Regions from separate parts of the Mus musculus genome. Here region 1 is linked to region 2. The links are chromatin loops, found by intact Hi-C in ENCODE. Cell type or tissue: heart. All regions are shown on one strand.

The links. Peaks named below come from ENCODE experiments on the same cell type or tissue, not always from the same donor. Only the 100,000 strongest peaks of a DNase experiment are listed, where the experiment ranks them.
Region 1: a loop joins it to region 2, with 2.4 times the contacts of the local background. A loop is called at or near these places in 4 of 42 quality-filtered maps.

Annotation. Positions count from the first base shown.
Region 1 is chr15:61,986,025-61,988,524 of GRCm38, forward strand. It overlaps Myc (myelocytomatosis oncogene), which reads left to right. Exons shown (of 3, transcript NM_001177352.1): 2 at 1,483-2,254. The coding sequence starts at 1,498. Among named protein-coding and RNA genes, the nearest start is that of Myc, 1.9 kb to the left of the region's middle. In heart, a CTCF peak has its summit at 1,084; DNase peaks (open chromatin) are centred at 147, 1,197, 1,747 and 2,097; H3K4me3 peaks cover 2,500 bases; H3K27ac peaks cover 2,336 bases.
Region 2 is chr15:62,220,992-62,223,491 of GRCm38, forward strand. All of the region lies in intron 2 of Pvt1 (Pvt1 oncogene), which reads left to right. Among named protein-coding and RNA genes, the nearest start is that of Pvt1, 180 kb to the left of the region's middle. In heart, no CTCF peak of the experiment used is centred here; no DNase peak of the experiment used is centred here; H3K27ac peaks cover 1,490 bases.

The DNA.
Region 1 (2,500 bases), 230 kb before region 2:
TTCTTCCATTCCTGTGCTTTTGACACTTTTCTCAAGAGTAGTTGGGGTAGGCTGGGGTAGATCTGAGTCGGGGTAGAGCGACTTGTCAAGATGACAGAGGAAAGGGGAAGGGAAAAACCGGGATGCATTTTGAAGCGGGGTTCCCGAGGTTACTATGGGCTGACGCTGACCCGGCCGGTTGGACATTCTTGCTTTGCTACATTAATTGATATGTGTCCTTTGAGGGGTCAAACCGGGAGGTCGCTTCGTGGTGGCCAAAGAAAGCCCTTGGAATCCTGAGGTCTTTGGAGAAGGGATTACCTTTTGCGTTTGGGAGCGAGAAGGCTCCGTAGCTTCTGACTTACCAGTCTCTGAGAGGGCATTTAAATTTCAGCTTGGTGCATTTCTGACAGCCTGGGACCGACACGGAGGTGCGTCCCGCCCGCCAATCCCCGGCGGCGATCGCAACCCGTCCCTGAGCCTTTTAAGAAGTTGCTATTTTGGCTTTAAAAATAGTGATCGTAGTAAAATTTAAGCCTGACCCCCGCGGCACTAGGACTTGATGTTGGGCTAGCGCAGTGAGGAGAAGCAAAATTGGGACAGGGATGTGACCGATTCGTTGACTTGGGGGAAACCAGAGGGAATCCTCACATTCCTACTTGGGATCCGCGGGTATCCCTCGCGCCCCTGAATTGCTAGGAAGACTGCGGTGAGTCGTGATCTGAGCGGTTCCGTAACAGCTGCTACCCTCGGCGGGGAGAGGGAAGACGCCCTGCACCCAGTGCTGAATCGCTGCAGGGTCTCTGGTGCAGTGGCGTCGCGGTTTAGAGTGTAGAAGGGAGGTGTCTCTTATTATTTGACACCCCCTCCCCTTTTATTTCGAGAGGCTTGTGATAGCCGGAGACTGAGCTCTCTCCTCCAAGTCAGCAATCGGAAAGAAAAGCCGGCAAAGGAAGGAAGGGGGCGCGCTGGGGGTGGAGAAAGAGGAGGGCGGAGAGGGGCGGCGGCGCCGGCTGGGTAGGAGCGCGGCGACGGCGCGAATAGGGACTCGGACCCGGTCGGCGGCGCAGAGAGCCGGCACACGGGAGGGGGCCGAGCGACGCGGCGCCTCTCGCCTTTCTCCTTCAGGTGGCGCAAAACTTTGCGCCTCGGCTCTTAGCAGACTGTATTCCCTACAGTCGCCTCCCTCAGCCTCTGAAGCCAAGGCCGATGGCGATTCCTGGGCGTCTGCAGGGCTAAGTCCCTGCTCGAAGGAGGCGGGGACTCGGAGCAGCTGCTAGTCCGACGAGCGTCACTGATAGTAGGGAGTAAAAGAGTGCATGCCTCCCCCCCAACCACACACACACACACACACACACACACACACACACACACACACACACTTGGAAGTACAGCACGCTGAAAGGGGAGTGGTTCAGGATTGGGGTACGCGCTGCGCCAGGTTTCCGCACCAACCAGAGCTGGATAACTCTAGACTTGCTTCCCTTGCTGTGCCCCCTCCAGCAGACAGCCACGACGATGCCCCTCAACGTGAACTTCACCAACAGGAACTATGACCTCGACTACGACTCCGTACAGCCCTATTTCATCTGCGACGAGGAAGAGAATTTCTATCACCAGCAACAGCAGAGCGAGCTGCAGCCGCCCGCGCCCAGTGAGGATATCTGGAAGAAATTCGAGCTGCTTCCCACCCCGCCCCTGTCCCCGAGCCGCCGCTCCGGGCTCTGCTCTCCATCCTATGTTGCGGTCGCTACGTCCTTCTCCCCAAGGGAAGACGATGACGGCGGCGGTGGCAACTTCTCCACCGCCGATCAGCTGGAGATGATGACCGAGTTACTTGGAGGAGACATGGTGAACCAGAGCTTCATCTGCGATCCTGACGACGAGACCTTCATCAAGAACATCATCATCCAGGACTGTATGTGGAGCGGTTTCTCAGCCGCTGCCAAGCTGGTCTCGGAGAAGCTGGCCTCCTACCAGGCTGCGCGCAAAGACAGCACCAGCCTGAGCCCCGCCCGCGGGCACAGCGTCTGCTCCACCTCCAGCCTGTACCTGCAGGACCTCACCGCCGCCGCGTCCGAGTGCATTGACCCCTCAGTGGTCTTTCCCTACCCGCTCAACGACAGCAGCTCGCCCAAATCCTGTACCTCGTCCGATTCCACGGCCTTCTCTCCTTCCTCGGACTCGCTGCTGTCCTCCGAGTCCTCCCCACGGGCCAGCCCTGAGCCCCTAGTGCTGCATGAGGAGACACCGCCCACCACCAGCAGCGACTCTGGTAAGCTACCCCATTCACAGCAGGGTAGGAAGCGAGAGGTTGGATGGACCTCCTTCTCCACCACTCATTGGCATTAATTCAATTGGCCTCCGGGGCTCCCCCTTTCTTTCCCTTCTGTCTAAGAGCTCTTCATCCCTGGATTCCCGTGCTTCAGCTATCCCTCCCTCCCCTCCCCCCCCCCCCCCCAGACCGCCCTGGTTGTCACCCCCACCCCCCACCCTTCCCACCCCTCAGGAATTTCATTTG
Region 2 (2,500 bases):
TCAGGCTAACGGGTCCTTACTAGTCATTCTTATCTTTGTGCTTCCTGACAGTGGGGCCAAGAGTCTCACTCATCACCATATCTCCACCTTCTAATACAATTCTGGGTATGTGCTTGATACACACTGTAGGGTGCATGAATGAATGGCATAAATGAAATAACAGACAGGCTGGGGATGGTGTTGAGAGGCCACCCTGGCTAGTTATCTGGGCTTGTGTTTCCGGGGGTCTTATCCCCTCTTGTCAGATTCGGGTCCAGGACAACGGTTCTATTGTTCACAGATAGCATAGCCTATCTGAATGCCTCTCTGGGCAGCCCTCTGTCACACCCTGAGCTCCTGCCCTATCTCTGGCCCCACCTGGTCCCCTTGCTGACACCCGTGCGGTGGGCCTGAGGAAAACTTTCATGTAGCCGGCATGACTGCTCCTTGATCTCTTTTCCCCTGTGTAAAAATTCATGGAAGAGTGCACCTGAGTCTCCTTCACTCTCTGCAGTTGCAGGAGGCCTAGATAATAGCTTCCATAACTCCTCAGTGTGACTATCAAACATACAGCTTAATCTCAAATATGGACGTTGTCTGACAGGTCCATTCCTATTCCACTCTGCCGTGGGATAAGCTGAGGTCCCCAATGACATCAAGGTCACATGACAGTAGTAAAAGAGACTGAAATTAGAACCAGCCATCCACCCTGACCCATCTTAGTCCTTTTTTCCATAAGTGGCCCACCCACAACACTAAATTTATTTCTCCTTTCTTACTTTCCTCACTTTCAAGTGGACCAAAGAGAGATTCTACAAATGTGATAACTCAGGATGGTTTTGAGTCTGTTATTAATTAACCGCATCTTGTATCCTTCATGTATCTGAAGGATATCTGAAAGATGTCTTAGGTACGGCCACCCTAAGGAGCTGAAGTAGCTCCTAGAGATTGCCTAGCGAAGGGCTGGGTAACTTCTCTCTTCAGTTTTATTAGCTGTGGTTATTGAATTGGGACATCTTTATAAAATGAAATGCTATATAGCTATTTAAAAGAGTCAGCTGGAAAGAAAAGTATATGACTTATGCACATATTAATTAGTTGAATTTAGACTTCTACAATGTGCATATATATATAAAATATGCCATATTATATATACCATATACCAATTATATATACCATAAATATGTGTAATTTTTATTTGTCAATTAAAATTGTTCAATTGTAGTTACTAATGGATCTTGGAGGCAATGCAGAACATGGTTGAAATAATCACTCTAAAGAATAGCACCAATCTTAGCCATGATGACTTGGCTTTTTTAAAGGAGGGTATAAAATAGCAGAGTGTGAGGTTCACTTCCATCTCCTCCTTAACACACAGCCACGGTCCCCCACATCAGCCATTCAATCTACTGCAGACACGGTACCCCTGTCATGTTCTGTTATCTCTGTCTCTTCGCTGACCTGTCAGTCTTTCATGAAGTCTAGTCTAGCACTGCTTACAGATACAGTGAGATTACCAGGGCCAAGCCAGAATGGACATGTAATGGATTGTCCAGGGATACGAATGAATGAACAAATGAATGAACGAATGAATGAATCAATAGAGAAGAGAGAATTTTCCCGCAATTTCTTTCTACCTTCTACTCCTTGAGTGCATGAAGCCAGTATCTAAGTCCCACTCTCCTCTCTCCCTCTTCTGGTCCCATCCCTGCCCCCTTCCTCTCCTTGAGTATCTTGACTCAACAAGGCTTCCTCATCCTTCCCAGGCTTCAGAGAAATCAGGAGCGGTGAATGATCGAAATGGACCTTTGAGATTACAGTGTGGAGCTGACATTGCCAGTTAAGCCTGGGCAGATCTGACTTAATTGATTTAGTTGTTGGAGCAGAGACAACCCAGAGGCTTGGATCAGCCTCCCCATCTGACAGTGTGCTGGTGAGTCAGATCTGTTGGGGTTTGAGTCTGTGCTCTGGGTACGGCTGCCTGGGTGACCTTGGCTGTGTTACTCACCCTTGTTGAATCTCAATTTCCTGATCTGCAAAAGAAGACTTAAGTGCGGCTTTGGAGGTCCTGGTGAGGATGAGCCTTGATAACGCTGGTGCAAATGCCCTTTAGAGACAGCAGGAGGGTGAAAGTGCTTATTGTGTGTAGAGTAGAGGAGGTTGCTGTCATTTCTCAGGGAGGAATCCCAAGGCCAGGTCAGAAGAGGTTATAATTTGACTCTTGTTCTGTTCGATGCACTTCTCAAACTGCCCAGGGTTTGCAGCTTAAGCGCATAAATTATCCTGCTCCAGCAGACCCTGTGTTCTGTAGTGAGCCATATGTTGGAGGAGATAGAGATCCTTATCTAGCAGAGTAATATTACCCAGCAAGGGATGACATTTCTTATCAGAGGCTGAGGAGTCAGAGATAGGAGCTTTTCTTTTCAATGGCTGCCAGACCTCTATGTCCTGGGCTGGCACGGTGGGTGGTGGGAAGGGCTTGATGCCTAGGAGTGGACAGCTGATGCTGTTGCAGGCATCA